Regions from separate parts of the Homo sapiens genome. Here region 1 is linked to region 2. Evidence: chromatin loops called from intact Hi-C (ENCODE). Cell type or tissue: heart right ventricle. All regions are shown on one strand. Links, peaks and the distances in the headings refer to the core of each region. The heading gives the core; the rest is flanking DNA. Region 1 overlaps HTR1F (5-hydroxytryptamine receptor 1F). Region 2 has its middle 21 kb from the start of HTR1F.

Evidence for each region. Peaks named below come from ENCODE experiments on the same cell type or tissue, not always from the same donor. Only the 100,000 strongest peaks of a DNase experiment are listed, where the experiment ranks them.
Region 1: it touches region 2 in a loop (3-fold over the local background); 42 of 110 quality-filtered maps call a loop at or near these places.

What each region holds. Positions count from the first base shown.
Region 1 is chr3:87,989,207-87,999,037 of GRCh38, reverse strand. It overlaps HTR1F (5-hydroxytryptamine receptor 1F), which reads right to left. Exons shown (of 3, transcript NM_001322209.2): 3 at 5,199-8,330. The coding sequence starts at 8,288. The coding sequence ends at 7,188. Among named protein-coding and RNA genes, the nearest start is that of CGGBP1, 65 kb to the left of the region's middle. In heart right ventricle, for the core only: no CTCF peak of the experiment used is centred there; no DNase peak of the experiment used is centred there.
Region 2 is chr3:87,766,711-87,776,541 of GRCh38, reverse strand. No RefSeq gene overlaps it. Among named protein-coding and RNA genes, the nearest start is that of HTR1F, 21 kb to the left of the region's middle. In heart right ventricle, for the core only: a CTCF peak has its summit at 5,086 (motif pointing left); no DNase peak of the experiment used is centred there.

The sequences.
Region 1 (9,831 bases), core at 891-8,890, 220 kb before region 2:
TGATAAGAAACTGATAAGTTGTTTCTCTAGCTTTTAAAAATACATGGAGTGAGTTCTATAATTCCTCAGGAAGTAAGAGCTGTTCCTTTTGAGCTGAAGAACATATTGCAATTCCTATTTCATTGCAGAGATATTTCTCTACTTTAAAATGCTACCCGCTTCTCATCCACACAAAAATTGTGAAACAGAGGGGGCTGGGGCCAGTAAGGAAGTTATGAAGAAAAGTAATTTCACATTAGGTGAGCTGGAAGCCAATAGCTTAATTTTAATATGACCAAGTGGATTATTTATTATTTATATCTGTTTTAAAATAATAACCAAAATATTGTCTTTAAAATAGGTGATTTAAAGCATATTCATATATTGTATAAATGATTAATAATGTATAATTAGCAAACAGATCTTTGAAATTTATCGTTATACATAGACATTTCCAGAAAATTAGTGTCCTATGAGTTTTATGTATTTCATTATCAGTAAGGTATTCTCTAATCATTGAAAAATAAGCACTGCTTTTTTATTTTTAGCAACCTCTCAGTTTCCTTTTTGATATTGACACATTTGCATTTCTTTTATTACATATAGAAGTGAAGATAAATATTTGGGATAAATGTGGAAGGGACAGAAATAATCACATGTCCTTTAAGTAACTTACAGTACTCTTTATAGTTGGTATAAAAACCAAACACTCATGAAGAAATTAGAGATACTTAAAACAAATAAGGAATTATTGGAAATAATATTGAGGGATACTGACTTCAAGCACAGTATGGATTCAGTTTCAAGGAGGAAGTGAAATTGAATCTGTACTTTGAAGGATAAGTTGCTTAACATCAAGGAGGTAGAGGGCATTTCACATGGGAGAAGAAAACAAAAAGTCTAAAGGGCAATAGAGACAAGAATGAGGAAGGCACATAGTGAGGACAGTGGAGAGAGGGACCAGATTGGAGAAGATAGCATTTGTTGGGACCAAGGAGGACAGTGGGAAGTAAGATTTTCCAGAGAGTGGTACTTTGGTTATGAAGACCCTAAAAGCCAGCAAGAGTCTGTATGCAGTGAAATAAGCAACAGGGAGACATTGATATTGAGTAGTTTCTTAAGTATTAATTTTTGCATATAAATTAGTAGTATTTTTTCTAATACTTAATAGACCCTACAGTTACACCTCTAGTCTTGTTCTCATCAACTTAGAATTTTCATTTCAAATGAAAGTTTCACCTTTATTGTTTAAAGGATTGAAATAATACCCTATCTAGAATATATGGAAAAAGGTCTCTGAATACATCAATAGAAGAAATTACTTCTGGAATAATTGCAGTTATGAATTTAATAGGGTAGAAGAATTGCATTACATTTTTCTAGAAAGCTAAACAACCTTTGAGCATGCCAGTCTTTTAGTAATAAGGATGGAAGTATAGAGCAAAGGGAAAGACTGTGAGTACCCACAGGGTGGTATTTGTGGCTGTGGCTGGGGTTACTGGGAGTTACTGTTCTACCATGGAGAGCCAGGAGCGGAAGGCCATCGATGACTTACTGGCTCTTCTCCACATTCAGCAACAGGAAACCCACAATGCAGAACACCAGGTTGCGTGTCAAATGCCCTCTGACTCACTCCTTAGTATGGAAAATAATGATAAATAATGCAAATTTCTATTTTGTAGTCTTTTAGCATTTTTTCAAGAGCATTTGCTTTATTTCACTCTATCTCCGTAGTCTTTCATCTCTAATCTGAAGAAAGCAGGTTAGATGAAATTTGCTTAGCATCAAGTTAATGATTAGCAGAAGAACCAGGATTTAACTTCAACCTTTTCTGATTTCAAATCTGGAATTTGTCTTTGTAACAAGCATCTTTGGTGATTCTTATGCACATTGCTTTGGTTTTCTGTGTCTACATAAATCAATAGGTAATTTTAGTGTCCTTGCAGAGGAAGAAACTCTGCGATAAAAATTGGAACTGAAACTAAAAACAAGTTTTGATGAAAGATTGCTTTGACAAGATTTATTGTTGTTACTGTTGGTAAAATAATATCTTTTTTACTCAAACAAAATGTTTATAGTTTCTGCCCTAACCAGAGTGTGTAAATTCTTTGAAAAAATTCTACTCTTCCCAGATCGACTTCAAGCATGCCACATTTTGTACAGAGAAGATATTCTGTATGAATAACTCAGTATTTATTATAATGTTAGAAAATATTTCTCTCAACAGTAAGTTCCTCATTTTAAATAATGAGAGAAAGCATATTGATTCAAAAGAACAAGAAAAATTATCACAATATCATAAGAAAATATTTACTTTATTCATGACAAAAATGTTAGTTTGCTTTTAGAAATATTTTTGGCAAAATAAAGGTCTGAATATAATCATTTTAGTTATCTAGTTATTAGAGTCTAGAAACACATTTTCTGAAACAAATTAATATGGACACATTTTGAATTGAGCAGGATTACTTTTGAAGGACTTCAGGATATGTTAAGGAAATATTTTTCTTGCTTCCTTTGTACTGTAAAGCAGTAAACCTAATTCTTTGACCTATGAGTTAAAAATAGTCTGGTATAAAGTCATGAGAAAATGGCTTCTTCCTTGAAATAGAGGAATGCATTTCAGCAATAAGCTTATGATAATCTCGACTTTCATGCTATTTGGTGCAGCAAATCAATGCATTGCCTAGTAATTGGCTTCCAATTAATTCTCCATTTAGTTTTGACACAGGACTCTCTGGGTACAGAGGGAAAAGCTTAACTTTGAGCCTGTGAATATGGGGATTATGCTGTGCTAAGGGAATTTTAAAATTTGGAACTGACATAACTGATATAAACAAGGGACATACCACTTAGGGCAAGCTGGGGATGGGTGGGTGGGGAATCAAAATTACTACAAAAGGGAAAGGAAACTGGTTTTGGAGATTCAAAATGGAAATTGGCCCTACTTAAGGATGGACCCATCGACTGCCAGGACTTGGATAAACTGTGCTGTAGATTTGACCCTGTGGGTTTATTGTAAAACAGAACAAAACCAAAATCAAAAAAATTCAGTTAACCCAGACAATCCATATACTTAAACCAGTTCTACAATTAAGACCATGTTTCACAAGCAGAAGTGAATTTTCAAGCATAATTTTTACATAGGTATGTCTATTGGTAGAGTATTGGAGTGAATTTAGTTTTTAGTAGTGTGACTTTCTATTTTTCTTTGGTCTTTTTTCCATGCCTTTCATCACTTGATAAGTTTTAGAGGAGTGGAGCAAAAATAAAATTTTCATTTAATTTTCTAGTGCCAGTATGTTTGAAATCCTAGCAGGAGGTAACTCCTCCTTATCTGGTATTTAACTATTTCTATGATATTTATATTTTCTTTTTCTACCTTATCGGTTAAATACATAAATCCTTATATTGCTACATTTGTTATAGGTGCCAAATATATATATATATTTCTGTAAAAATGCTTAGCTATTAGTAACTTGGAGGATTTTTCAATGAGAGAAAAATCTCATTGAAATCCTATGTATTCAGAGAAATATATCATGTTAATTGTAATCTGTCCTTCATAAATTTCAAAGAAAGCACAAATTGTAGATGATTAATCTCTACATAACCTATCTGACCCTACCACTTTAAAGATATTAAAGAGAGGCCAGGTGTGGTGGATCAAGCCTGTAATCCAAATGCTTTGGGAAGACAAGGTGGGAGGATCACTTGAGGCCAGGAGTTTGAGAGCAGCCTGGGCAACACAGCAAGACGTCATCTCTTCGAAAAGTAAGAAATAAAAAAAATTATCCGGGGGTGGTGGTGCATGCCTGTAGTTCCAGCTACTTGGGAGACTGAGGTGAGAGGATCACTTGAGCCCCAGGAGTTCAAGATTGCAGTGAGCAGTGATTGTACAACTGCACTCCAGCCTGGGCAACAGAATGAGACTTTGTCTCTAGAAAAATAAAATAGGCCAGTTGCAGTGGCTCACACCTATAATCCCACCACTTTTGGAGGCTGAGGTGGGAGGATCACTTGAGCTCAGGAGTCCAAGACCAACCTGGACAATGTGGTAAAACCCCGTCTCTACAAAAGACAACTTAGCCGGGTGCAGTGATGCATGCCTGTAGTCCCAGTTACTCAGGAGGCTGAGGTGGGAGAATGGCTTTAGCCCAGGAGGCGGAGGTAGCAGTGAGCGAAGATCACACCATTGCACTCCAGCCTGGGCAACAGAATGAGACCCTGACTCAATAAAATAAAATAACTAAATATTCATATTCATATTTTTTTCAGGAAGGAAGGCATGCTCTGTACCCTCAGCATGTAGGGGAAACACATAGATGAAGTGATAATAATTGGAATTTGTTGTGGTTCTTTGGATCATACACAGTAATGATAAACTTGATTCTCCTCTGAGCTCTGAAGGGATCTATGACTTTGTCACTTACAGCGTTATTTTCCTAGATTTGGGTCTCAGTCCAACTCAGATCAGAGGGCAGTGTCTGTATCTGGGTGAGCCTCACTCTCCTTGGGTTGTTCAATGGTTGTGTCTCTTAGTTTCCCAATACAAATATATAAATGTCTGAGATAAGTATAAATAAATTAACTCAACAGATAATTTTAACTTTAGAGCAAAGTCATTGAATGAAGAAATCACAGAATTAAATTTTGGTAAGTGAGAAGAGAAGGGAAAGAGAAGTAAACAGAGAATGACAGGGACTATGGCCAGCTTTGGCCTGTCAACTCAGCATAAGGGCCCTTGGGCGGTCAAGTGAAGTGAGGACAAAAGAGATGGCTGGGACACTCGTTTACCTGTCAGTTTTGAGGTCAGAGAGAAACCTCATCTACTTGTCAGTGTGGCTTGAGCAAGACATGGTCATTAGTATCTATGAGCTCTGACATATCTTTATGTGTTTAACATACCCAAAAAAGAAGTAACCGTTTCACCAATAGGCCCTTTCTGTTGGGTTCTTCATTTTGGTTAAGGATGTTATCTCATAGACTCATGTCTCTCCCACTGCTTGCTTATTAAATAATTTATTATAACCTGAGGATTGTACTTCTTCGTACCATCTTTCATCTGTTTCTTTCTTTTTATTCCCATTGCTAGAATCAAGTTCAGGACTTCATCACCTCTTGCCTGGATTACTGATTTGCTTTCTAACGGGAAGTCATCATCTCAATAATAACGCTGCTTTCTCTCTGATGGCATTGAGACAGATCCATTTTTTTTCTTTCTTTTTTGTTTAGATTTGCTCTAAACTTGTAATATTTTTGCTAAAAGTATCAGTGATTACCCATCGTCAGCAATAAAATTGACTGTAGACTTTTTTCTGACGTTCAAAGTCAGCCACAAAAATGCCCAATTTTTCTTTTAATATCCTTTTCCTCTATTGCTCTAAATAGTTGCCAAACTCATTGCTATTTATGAACATGCCCCACCAAATACTTGCATGGTGCAGTTTGTATCCTGATGTTGTCACAACCTGGAGTGTGCTCTTCCATTTTTCTTGCCCCAGTGCTGTGTATTTGACATGTGTTCTAGATACATTCTTTGTGAAATATTTCTGATTTTTCTAAACAAGATGCGATCAGTTTTTCCTCTGCACCATCATAACTGTGTAAACAACTTCCATGCCAGATTTTAGTTTGCTCTTTTCTATTATAGTTTTATTTTTTCTTGTTTCTCCTTTTAGACTGTAAACATATTCAGGAAAAAAAACTGTATTTTATTATTTCGTATATCTTCTATCTAGTATATGTCTCAATGCCTTGTATAAAATGGGAACTCTGTAAATGTTTGTTAGATTGAGAGTAATTTGTCACAGATCTATATATACATAAAATTGATGTAATGTACTCTTAACCACACCATCAGGAAGGAATATTTACAATGCACATAAATGTACAACTTAAAAAAAGGTATATATTGTTTTTCAAACGATCTTGGTTGATGATAGGTCTTCCCAAAGGTAGTCTATGACCTTGCTGGTTCAAATAAAATAAAATCCTCTCAAACTCATGGTTCTATTGTTTTCAAATCCTTTTATAAATATGGAAGAAAAACTTATGGAATTGCTTTGGCTCACTGAACTAGTAGAGTGACTAATTACAAAAATATATATGTGTGTACATTTATTAATTAGTGTAATATGAGTCTTTTTTCCTGTTCATTTCTACCAATTGGAAAAGTAGAAATATTTTAAAGTAAAGGGAAAGTTCTAAAAATTTCCATTATATTCTGTCTAGTAAACGGGAAATAATGTTGAAATCAAAGGTATGGAAAATACTGAAGTGCAAAATACCACAGACAATTTAGTTAATAACTGAGCTTATTAACAGAAATGAAATACATTTTATACTTTTAAAAAGATGTTAAGAGTATAACTGTGGTGAGTAATCTATGATATTTAGTGCTTTAAATTTGATTCCTAAGTAAACAGAGAGCAATTATAACAACGTCACCCATGCCCCTTTGTTGAGTTATTGTTACTAAGGTAAGGCTTTGATTTCAAATGCTGATAATATAAGGATAAGATAATATTATTCTAGAAGTTTATATCAAACATAATACATTAAATATGCACAAGTTCAGTATTGAATTATTTTGCTGTACCTAACCCACTTTATGATTACTCTTTGCTACCTAAACACAAGGACAATTTCAAGCTCTGACTTTTTTACATTTTCTGCAGTCACACTAAGTAAGAGTTGCTCCTTCCCCCTCCCTTTTGCTCAGGGTAAGATGGAGAAGGGACAAGAATGGAGACAGGAGAAATGTGTACTTTGTGGTGAATTATATTTTCTTATACAAAATAATAGAATTATATTATAAAACAGTAGGACTAGATAGAAATTATGGAGGGAGGTATGTTGTTAATTGAAAACTCCTCTATAATTATTGTAAGATGTAAACATGGAAAATCACTGTCATTACTATTGTATATATATATATTTTTTCCAGTTAGCTTTTTAGGAACATTGCATAGGCAAAATATTGTTTATAACCTACATAAATTATTTTCTAATTTTGAATACCCTAGAATAGTGGTGATCAATAACTTTTATATTCACATTGCTATTAAAATATAAATTATAGCCTTATCAATTTAGCAGTTTTCATGTATTTCCCTCTAAAAGCTTAAGTGTTTTATTATTTGGCATTCATCTAGTTATTCCTCCCCTCAAAAACCCCCATCCTTCAATAATAAACATTTTTAAAACTAACATCGACATCGCACAAGCTTTTGGAATGCTTTCTTGAAGTCTTCATTAAAGATTGTGTAAATCAGTGGATTTATAAGGGAATTGAGATACCCAAGCCATGCCAAAAAATTGGACATTTCTTCAGAAATTTTACATTTGTCACAGACATTAACAACTAATTCTTTTACAAAAAAAGGAAGCCAACATATTACAAATGCACCCAAGATTAATCCCAGGGTAGTGGCTGCTTTCCGTTCTCTTGTACCTGAGATCTTTTGCCTTCTCCAAGATTTCTCATGCTTGAATTCAGACCTGAGACTTCTCACTGTGCTATGAATTTTATCAAAGTCTGTTGATGGGTCAGATAAAGACTTTTCTAGTACATAGGATGTGGAAACTGATTTAGTGCTTTTCTCACCACTCTCCAAAAGGACTTGGCCATTCACCTCCTCCTTTGCAATCCTACTTGCTTGTCTCTTGTGGTATAATGTCTTTGCTGCTCTATATATTTTGTAGTAAAGGATCAAAATCAATGCCAGTGGGATGTAGAAAGCTCCAAATGTTGAGTAAATGGTGGAAACAATGTGGTCGTGCTTGATGATGCATTCATCATCTCTGCTAGTTCCTTGGTGCCTCCAGAATAGAGGAGGCATAGAGATAAAAACAGATATAATCCAAACTATTGTAATCATAATGCCAGCATGCTTTGGAGTCCTTTTCCTGGCATACTCAACAGCATCTGTGATTGCTCGATACCGATCCAAAGCTATAGCTGAGAGATGCAAGATGGAGCACGTGCAGCAGGTAATGTCAACACTCAGCCAAATGTCACAGACCACTTGCCCCATAATCCAGCTCTCTCTCACAATATACACAATGCTGAAGGGCATCACCAGGACAGCCACAAGAAAATCTGTGACTGCAAGGGAACAAATTAAATAATTGGCTGGATGGTGCAGCTTCCGGGTCACAATAATTGCAGCGATCACAAGGGAGTTGATAGTTGTTGTCATCAGTGCCAGCCCAGACAGAGTGAGGGACACCAGAATTTTGGATGGCATTCTGTTTAACAGTTCCTCTGAGGTCAAGTTTTGATCAGATGAATTTAAGAAATCCATTTTCTTTGTTTTAAAAGATTAATATAGCTGAAAAATGGATACCTGTAACAAGGGAAGAGAAAAAACAGTTCAGAGAAGGCTTCAAGAACTTTTCTCTTCCTTTCAGAATAATTTTTAAAAAGTGTATGTTATGTTTACCCAGAATATTCTATAGATTAAAAAAATGAGGTTCAGATTGAAGGTTTTAGTTTTCCTTTTTATTTAAGAAATTTAATGAGAACAGTAAAAAAAGCCAGTAACTTCCAAAACATTTCTTAAAATATAGGTTAAATACAACAATTTTTAATGAATACTCTAGCTTGTTACTCAGTGAAATCTCTGCCATTATAGAATTGGTTTTTCTCTTTGTCCATGTCAGAAAAAGTTTAAAAGTGTGGCAGGCCCGATCTCAATAACGCAGGCCTCCGTAACAACTGTTTCAGTACTACTGACTGACTAGTTGAGTTATATATTCAAAGCTGATAGAGCCAGTGCCCTTATTCAAAGGCTGGAATGTAACAAAGAGCCCACCAAGAGTTTTGCTTAGGCTTTTCCTAGGCTTGAAGCATGACAAAATAACAAAGGAATTCTTAACAGGATCCATTTAGGATGAACAAGTTTTATTGGGGGTCTGAAGAAACTCCACGAACAAGTTTATTGGGGTCTAAAGGAACTCCCCAAACCTTTACGATTTAGCAGGAGACAAGAAAAGGGTAATCACCCCAGCACCTAGACTCATTTAGATTAAGTAAACTTACTGAGGCTCCAGAAGAAGGCCTTCAGGACTCAGACCTCAGTTATAAATTAAAAGAAGTTAATCTTCTTTGTCTTTAGATGAATGCACACTTACATGAAGACATATAGCTTAGAAGGTATTTAAGCTCTGGAAAACTTTGTAATTTCCAGGCCTTCTCCCTGTAACTGGTTACAGAAATAAAAACTCTCTTTCTCCCCAGTTCATCTGCATCTCGTTATTGGGCTGCGAAAAATAGCAGCCTGACCCTCGGTTTGGTCTGGGAACAAAAGCACACACCATTTGTGCACTGTATGATGCAATATAAGAAAATATTATATTAAAAACTATTCAAAATAATAATTTTGTACTTAATTGAAAGTTACATTGAGAACATTATCATTAGGCTTATGGAGACTAAAGGAACTTTTAGTATATTTTATGTCAAGCTATGGAGGTTATATAAAGAGAAATAGCAAAAAAAATTAGTATATCCTTAGCATTCCATGATCATTGTATGAAATTAGGAAAATGTCAGAGTGCTTACTTGTCTTTGTGGATATAAGTAGTTAATTTGGTTTAAAAAGATAGAATAAGATTAGTTGGAATCAAATAATCGTACAACACTGCCCATTATAATAATGACAGCTATGATCAAACAAGTCCGTTACCAAAGAAACTTACTAGTAAGGACAGCCCCTAATGGCACTCACTCTGAAATGGAAATTATTCTTCTGTATAAGTCACCATTGTAATGACCGGGTTACCTTGCTTCTGAAAAAGGACTCTCCATTCATGGCTTATAAGTTTTGCTTTAGTCCATTATATTAA
Region 2 (9,831 bases), core at 1,112-9,111:
AGCTCATCTAACACATAAGGACTCAGATAAACTTAAAGTAAAGGGGTAGAACAAGGCATTTCATGCAAATGGACACCAAAAGAGTATGCTTTTATTAGACAAAAAAAACTTTTAAAGCAACAGCAGTTAAAAGAGAGAATGAGGGACATTATATAATGGTAAAAGGCCTTGTCCAACAGGAAAATATCACAATCCTAAACATATATGCACCTAACACTGCACATCCCAAGTTTATAAAAGAATTACTAATAGACCTAAGAAATTAGATAGACAGCAACACAGTAATAGTTGGGGACTTCAATACTCCACTGACAGCACTAGACAGCTCATCAAGACAGAAAGTCAATAAAGAAACAATGGATTTAAACTATACCTTGGAACAAATGGACTTCACAGATGTATACAGAACATTTTTATCCAACAACTGCAGAATACATATTCTACTCAACAGTGCATAGAACTTTCTCCGAGATAGTCCATATGATAGACCATAAAACAAGCCTCAAGAAGCTTAAGAAAATTGAAATTGTATCAAGCACTCTTTCAGACTGCAGTGGAATAAAACTGGAGAAATTCACTCCAAAAGGAAACTTCAGAACCATGCAAACCAGAAATCTGCTATTAATCTGATTAATCTATTAAATAACCTGTTCCTGAATGAGCACTGGGCCAAAAACGAAATCAAGATGGAAATTTAAAAATTCTTTGAACTGAATGACAGTAGTGATATAACCTATCAAAACCCCCGGGATACAGCAAAGGTGATACTAAGACGGAAGTTCATAGCCCTAAGCACCTACATCTTGAAGACTGGAAAAGCAAAAACTGACATTCTAAGGTCACACCTCAAGGAACTAGAGAAACGAGAACAAAGCAAACCCAAACCCAGCAGCAGAAAGGGAATTACCAAGATCGGAGTAGAACTAAATGAAATTGAAACAAAAAAGACAATACAAAATATAAATGAAAAAAAAGCTGGTTATTTGAAAATACAAATAAAATTGATAGACTATTAGCAAGATTAATTAAGCAAAGAAGAGAGAAAATCCAAATAACCTCACTAAGAAGTGAAATGGGATATTACAACTGACATCACTGAAATACAAAAGATCATTCAAAGCTACTATGAGCACCTTTATGCACATAAACTACAAAACTTAGAAGAGATGGATAAATTCCTGGAAAAATATAACCTTCCTAGCTTAGATTAGGAAGAGTTAGATACTCCGAACAGACCAATAACAAGCAATGAGATTGAAATAATGGTATTTGAAAAATTACCAAAAAAAAAAAAAAGTCCAGGGCAGATGGATTCACAGCAGAATTTTACCAGACATTCAAAAAATTGGCACCATTCCTTTCGACACTATTCCATAAGATAGAGAAAGAAGGAACCCTCCCGAATATATTTTATGAAGCCAGCATCACTCTAATACCAAAACCAGGAAAGGACATAACCGAAAAAGAAAACTACAGACTGATATCTTTGATGACCATTGATGCTAAAATTCTTAACAAAATACTAACTAACTTAACAAAATACTAACTAACAACATATCAAAAAGATAATCCACCATGACAAAGTGGGTTTCATACCAGGGATTTAGGGATGGTTTAACATACACAAGTCAATAAATGTGATACACCACATAAACAGAATTAAAAACAAAGATCACATGATCATTTCAATAGATGCAGAAAAAGCATTTGACAAAATTCAGCCTCCCTTTATAATTAAATCTCTCAGCAAAATAGACATACAAGGGACATATCTTAATTAATAAAAGCCATCTATGACAAAAACCACAGCCAACATAATACCGAAAGAGGAAAAATTGAAAGCATTCCCTATGAGAACTGGAACAGGACAAGGATGCGCACTCTCAGCAACCCTCTTCAACATAGTACTGGAAGTTCTAGCCAGAGCAATCAGACAAGAGAAAGAAATAAAGGGCATCCAAATTGGTAAAGAGGAAGTCAAATTATCACTGTTTGCTGAAGATCTGACTGTTTACCTTGAAAACCCTAAGAACTTCTCCAGAAAGCTCCTAGAACTGAGAAAAAATTCAGCAAAGTTTATGGATATAAGATTAATGTACACAAATCAGTAGCTCTTCTATACATCAACAGCGAACAAGTGGAAAATCAAATCAAGAACTCAACCCCTTTAACAATAGCTGCAAAAAGAATGCTTAGGAATATACCTAACCAAGGAGTGAAAAGACCTCTACAAGGAAAACTATGAAACATTACTGAAAGAAATCATAGACAAGACAAAAAAATGAAAACACATCCCATGCGCATAGATGGGTAGAATCAATATTGTGAAAATGACCATATGGCCAAAAGCAATCTGTAAATTCAATGCAGTCCCCATCAAAATACCACTGTCTTTCTTCACAAAATTAGAAAAAAAATTCTAAAATTCATATGGAACCAAAAAAGAGCCCACATAGCAAAAGTAGGACTAAGCAAAAAAAAAAAAAAAAAAAAAAAAAAAAAAAAAAACAAATCTGGAGGCATCACGCTACCTGATTTCAAATTATACTTTAAGATCATAGTCACCAAAACAGTGTGGTACTGATACAAAAATGGGCACATAGGTCAGTGGAACAGGATAGAGAACACAAAAATAAACCCAAATACTTGCAGACAACTGATCTTTGACAAAGCAAACAAAAATATAAAGTGGGGAAAGGACACCGTTTTCAAAAAATGGTGCTGGGTTAATTGGCTAGCCACCTGTGGAAGAATGAAACCGGACCCTCTTCTCTCACCTTATACAAAAATCAACCCAAAGTGGATTAAGGACTTAAACTTAAGACCTGAAACTATAAAAATTCTAGAAGATAACATTGAAACAACCCTTCTAGACATTGGCTTAGACAAGGATTTCATGACCAAGAACCCAAAAGCAAATGCAACAAAAACAAAGATAGATAGCTGGGACCTAATTAAACTAAAGAGCTTTTGCACAGCAAAAGGAACAGTCAGCAGAGTAAACAGACAACCCACAGAGTAGGAGAAAATGTTTACAACTGTACAGCTGACAAAGGACTAATATCCAGTTTGTTGTAGAAGCAAACTCAAAACAAACCAGTAGGAAAAAAACAAAAATCCTCTTAGAAAGTAGGCTAATGAATAGACAGTTCTCAAAAGAAGATATATGAGTGGCCAATAAACATATGAAAAAATGCTCAACATCACTAAGGATCAGGGAAATGCAACTGAAAACCACAATGTGATACCACTTTACTCCTGCAAGAATGGTCGTAATGAAAAAAATAAAAAAACAGTAGATGCTGACATGGATGCGGTGAACAGGGATCACTTCTACACTGCTGGTGGGAATGTAAACTAGTACAGCCACTGTGGAAAACAGTTTGGAGATTCCTTAAAGAACCAAGAAAGTAGTACTACCATTTGATCCAGCAATCCCACTATTGGGTATCTACCCAGAGGAAAAGAAGTCATTGTTCAAAAAAGATACTTGCACATCCATGTTTTTAGTGGCACAATTCACAATAGCAAAATCATGGAACCAACCCAAATGCCCATCAATCAATGAATGAATACAGAAACTGTGATATATATATATGATGGAATACTATGCAGCCATAAAAAGAAATAAATTAACAGCATTTGCAATGGCCTGGATGAGAATGGAGACTATTATTCTAAGTGAAGTAACTCAGGAATGTATAACCAAACATCGTATGTTCTCACTGATACGTTGGAGCTAAGCTATGAGGACACAAAGGCATAAGAATGCTACAGTGAACTTTGGGGACTTGGGGGGAAGAGAGGTAGGGGGGCGATGGATAAAAGACTACAAATATGGTGTGGTGTATACTGCTTGGGGTGAATGATGCACCAAAAGCTCACAAATCACCCCTAAAGAACTTACTCATGTAACCAAATGTCACCTGTACTCCAATAACTTATAGAAAAATAAATAAATAAAAATAAATTTAAAAACAGCTGTAAAATAAAAAAAAATTATCGAGGCGTGTTTTTATGGTCCAGCATATTGTTTATCCTAAAGAATATTCCTTGTGTGCTTCAGAAGAACATGTACTCTGCTATTGTTAATGGACTGTGCTATAGATGTGGGTAGGTCTAGTTGGTATATAGTGTTGTTCAAGCCTTTCTTATTGATATTTTTCCAGTTGTTCCATACCTTATTGAACTTGGGGGTAATGTATTCTCCAAATCTTATTGTTGAATTGTTTTTCTGCTATGTCAGTTTTTACTTCATATAGTTTTGGGACTATGTTGAATCTGCATTTATCTTAGCTGGATTTCATTTCACTTTTGAATATGTAGATTTATGTTTTTAATAAAATTTGGGGAGTGGGCTGAGAGGAACCTGCCAGCCAGGATAGGAGGCAGTCACTGATTTGGATGGTCTCCAGATGGGTATTTGCAATCTATTCTTGAGCAGGGAGGAGACTCCACACCCAGACTTGAGAGGTGAGTGTGGTGTGTGCTCCAGCTGTAATCGTGGTTGTTGGGTGCCTCGCTTTCACAGGACTGGACTGGGAGGCATTTGGCCTGGGAGCTATGGTTTCATCCTGGGCAGGGAGTTTAATGGCATTAGCAGTCTTATGATATGAAGACAAATTGCTTGTGACTTGCCTGGCTGTCTCAGCTTGCTACCAGTAACAGGCCACAGGAGGGAGCCCACCAAGTTGAGAGCATGGAATGGAGGCGGTTCCCACTACTGCATGCTAGCATTTGGAGCCCAAGCTGCCCCTCCTTCCCTATATTAACTCATAGAACGTCATCAATTGCTCCATTTCTTCCTGGAGAGTTCTCCAGGGGCTTAAGAACTGCCTTCTAACCCCCATCAGGACCAGCACTTGCACCTGCCATTGCATGACCCAAGTGCAGACTTGCTTGTCCTAGTCCTGCCAAGCTTTGCAACCCCACCCCCATCTTGGAAGCAGAGCACAGGACTGGAAACATTGGAAGTTCCAAGGCCCAGCCCATCACCTGTGACACCCAAGTATATCTCCTGGTTATCAAAGATCAAGCATAAACTCGACTGCTACCACTGCAGCTGGCTTTCACTGACAAGTGCCACCTACTGGCTGGCAGTTCAACATGCAGTCCATTACAACATCTGCTGACACAAGTGCATAGTGCTCATAGTGTCCCATAAAACAATTACACAAAGGAGAAAAGAGAAAGAAACAACATGGCAACACACTTGAACACCAAACCACAAAGACAAAAAGAAAAAAAAAAGAAACAATCTACAAAGCAACTAAATAACAGTTAAGATTATGACAGGAAAAAAAACTTCACATATCAATGTCAACCTTGTATATAAATAGGTTAGATGCTCCATCTAGAAGATATAGATTGTAGAAATAGATAAAGAAACAGGAACCAACTATATACTGCTTATAAGAAACTTGCCTTACTTTTAAAAACACTTACAGATGGAATGTAAGGAGGTGGAAAAAGATATTTCATGAAAATGGAAAGCAAAAGTGAGCAGTAGTGGCTATACTTATGTAGATAAAGCAGACCTCAAATAAACAATAGTTTAAAAAAAGACAAAGAAGGTCATTATATATTAATAAAAACATCAATTCACCAAGAAGATACAATCATCCTAAATACATATGCACCAGCACTGGAGCACCCAGATTCATAAAACAATTACTAGACCTAAAGAAGAGATAAACAGCAATGCAATAATAGTGGATGACTTCAATGCCCCACTGACAGCATAAGACAAATCATCAAGACAGAAAATCAACAAAAGGAACACTGGACCTAAATTGGACTTTAGAACAAATGGACCTAACATATATTTGTAGAATATACAATTGTAGAATATACATTCTTCTCATCTGCACATGAAACATTCTCCAAGATAGACCATATGTTAGGCCAGAAAACAAGTCTCAAAAAATTTAAAAATTTAAAATCATGCCAAGTATCTTTTTGGACCATAGTGGAATAAAAATAGAAATCAATGTCTACAGAGACTCTGAAAATGATACAAATATATGGAAATTAAACAACATAAACTTGAACCATCTTTGAGTCAATGGCTAAATTAATATGAAAAATTTAAAATATTTTTAAATGATTGAAAATCAAGATATAACATACCAGAACTTTTGGGATACAGCAAAAGCAGTGCTAAGATGGAATTTTATAGCATTAAATGCCTACATCAAAATAATAAAAACATCACAAGTTAACAACCAAAAATTTCACCTCAAATAACTAGAAGAACAAGAAAAAAATTAAGCCAAAAGCTAGCAGAAGAAAAGAAACAACAAAGATTAGAGCAGAACTAAGTGAAATTGAGAACAAGAGAACAATACAAAAGATCCATGAAATGAAAAGTTGTTTCTTTGAAAAGATAAATAAGGTTGATAGACCACTAGCAAGATGAACCAGGAAAAGAGAAGATCCAAAATACACGTATTCAGAAATGAAAAAAGGAGACATTACAACTGATACCACAGAAATAAAAAACAATCATTAGAGACATATGAAAAACCATACATGCACAAACTTGAAATCTGAGGAAATGGATAAATTCCTGGGAACATACATCCTCCGAAGATTGAATGATAAAGAAACAGAAATCCTGAACAGACTAATAAAAGTAGTGAAATTGAATCAGTAATTAAAAAAATCTCCCTCCTCAAAAAAGCACAGGAGCAGATGGATTCACAGCCAAATTCTATAAAACATTCAAAGAAGAGATGGTACCCATCCTCCTAAAACTCTTCCAAATAATCAAGGAGGAGGTATTCCTCCCTAACTCATTCTATGAAGCCAGTATTACCCTGATACCAAAGCCAGGCAAGAACACAACAGAAAAGACTACAGACCAATATTCCTGATGAACATAGATGCAAAAATCCTAGCAAACCTAATACTAACAAACCAAGTGCAACAACATATCAAAAAGATAATTCATCATGACCAAGTGGATTTTATTCCAGAGATGCAAGGATGGTTTAACATATGCATATCAATAAATGTGATTTGCCACATAAACAGAAAACAAAAATCATATGATCATCTCAATAGATGCAAAAGAAGCATTTGATAAGATTCAGAATCCTCTTATGATATAAACCCTCAACAAACTAGGCATAGAAGAAACATACTTCAAAATAAAAACATTCATATAAGACAAACCCTCAGCAAACATCATATTGAATGGGGAAAAATTGAAAGTATTTCCCTTAAGAACTAGAGCAAGACAGGAATGCTCATATTCACCACCCCTATTCAACATAGCACCAGAAGTACTATGATTGCCAGAGCAATCAGGCAAGAATAATTCAAGGATAATTATATGAATGTTCAAAATAATAACATTCATATAAGACAAACCCTCAGCAAACATCATATTGAATGGGGAAAAATTGAAAGCATTTCCCTTAAGAACTAGAGCAATACAGGGATGCTCATATTCACTACTCCTATTCAACATAGTACTGGAAGAACCTGATTGCCAGAGCAATCAGGCAAGAAAAAAACAAAGTACCAAATTGAAAAAGAGTAAGTCAAATTATCTGTTTGCTGATGATATAATCTTACATATGGAAAACGTTAAAGTGTCCTCCAGAAGACTCCTAGATTTGATAAATCGGTTCAGTAAAGTTTCAGGATACAAAATCAATGTACAAAAATCAGTGGAACTTCTACACACTAGTAACAATCAAACTGAGAACAAAATCAAGAAGCCAATCCCATTCGCAATCACTACAAAAATAAAATACTTAGGAATATATTTAACCCAGAAGATGAAAGATCTCTACAAGGAAAACAACAAACATTGAGGAAGGAAATCATAGATGACACAAGCAAATGTAAAAACATCCCATGTTCATGCATCAAAAGAATCAATATCATTAAAATGACCATACTTCCCAAAGCAATCTACAGAATCAATGTAATTTCTATAAAAATATCAATATCATTTTTCTCACAATTAGAAAAAAGAATCCTAAAATTCATATGGAACCAAAAAGGACCCTAAATAGCAAAGCATACCTAAGCAAAAAGAACAAAGCTAGAAGCATTACATTACATGACTTCAAATTACCTCAAGGCTATAGTAACCAAAATAGTGTAGTTCTGGTATAAAAATAGACAAATAGATGTATGGAACAGAATGGAAAACCCAGAAACAAAGCCACATACCTAAAGCCAACTAATCTTTGATAAAGTCAACAAAAACATACATTGGGGAAAAGACATCTTATTCAATAAATAGTGCTGGAAAAAATGGTTTGCCATATGAAGAAGAATGAAACTGGATTTTAACTCTCACCATACATAAAATTAATTCAAAATGAATTAATGACTTAAATACAAAACCTAAAACTATAAAAAAAAGAATACCTCAGAAAAACTCTTCTGAACATATGTTTAGGCAAAAAAATTCATGACTAACACCTCAAAAATAAAGTTAACAAAAACAAAAATAGACAAATGAGATTTAATTAAATTAAAAAGCTTCTGCATAGCCAAAGAAATAACAGAGTGAACAGACAACCTACAGAATAAGAGAAAATTTTTGCAAAACTTGCATTCAACAAGGGAATAATATCCAGAATCTATAAGAAATCCAAACAGTTAACAACAATTTTAAAAATCAAATAACCTCATTAAAAAGTGGGCAAATTATATGAACAAACATTTCTGAAAAGACATAGAAATTATCAATAAGCATATGAAAAAAACTCAACATCACTAATCAGAAAAATAAAAACTCAAACCACAATGAGATACGATCTTATACCAGTCAGAATGGATATTATTAAAAAGTCAAAATACAACAGAGGTTGTGAGGCTGCAGAGACAAGAGAATACTTCTACATTGTTGGTGGGAATGTTAATTAGTACAATCTCTACGCAAATACCTAGATTAGGTAATTAGTACAATCAAAAACTATATGTTGTCAATTATAAGTGGGAGCTAAATAATGTATACAAATGAACATAGAATGCGGAATAATGGGCACTGGAGGCCTGGAAGGTTGGGACAGCGGGAGAAGGGTAAAGGATGAGAAATTATTTATGTACATTATTTGGACGATGATTATACTAAAAGGCTATATTTTGCCACTACACAATATATCTATGTTACAAAACTGCATTTGAATGTCCTACATTCATACAAATTAAAAAATAAGTTAAAAAATAAAATAAAATATATTTTAGCCATTATTTCTTTGGATATTTTTCTGCTTTTTTTTAAAATTTGATACTCTTTGCCAGGGTAGTCTATGAGACTCATTTTTGGTTTTCATTCCAACCCAAGAGGACCCTCTTACTACCCGTCTCTGTCTCTAGCTCTCTTTGTTAGATTTCTATATTTTCTATATTGGAAATGGTGTAGCTCACCACACTCATGGAGCTCCCATTATCCTCTTATTTGTTTTCAAGATTGTCCCTAAGCTTGAACTTTCCCCGTACTCTTTTCCAAATAAAGTCAGGTCTTTTGGGGAGTGTTTCAGAGCTCTCTCTTCTTATTGTCTTCTCTGCCCCTGAACAAAATCTGTGCACGACTGCTCTAAAGCTGAGTGTAGGGATATTGTTTCACTTGTCTTTGAGTGACACACTGTTTTACAAGCAGGAAACTGGTTGGAACTGCATACCTTTGTTCTTCTTAGTTTATTCCTCCCAGCATGGAAGGGACAAGCTCACTTAGACTTATAAGTGAGCTGGGATGAAGGTTAACAAGGTCTCAGCATTCTACAACTCCTGTGCCTGGGGTTTAGCTTCTGTCCTAGAATGGGGGCTAGGTCAGTTATTCTTGCCTTGGAATAGGGCTACTGTAAC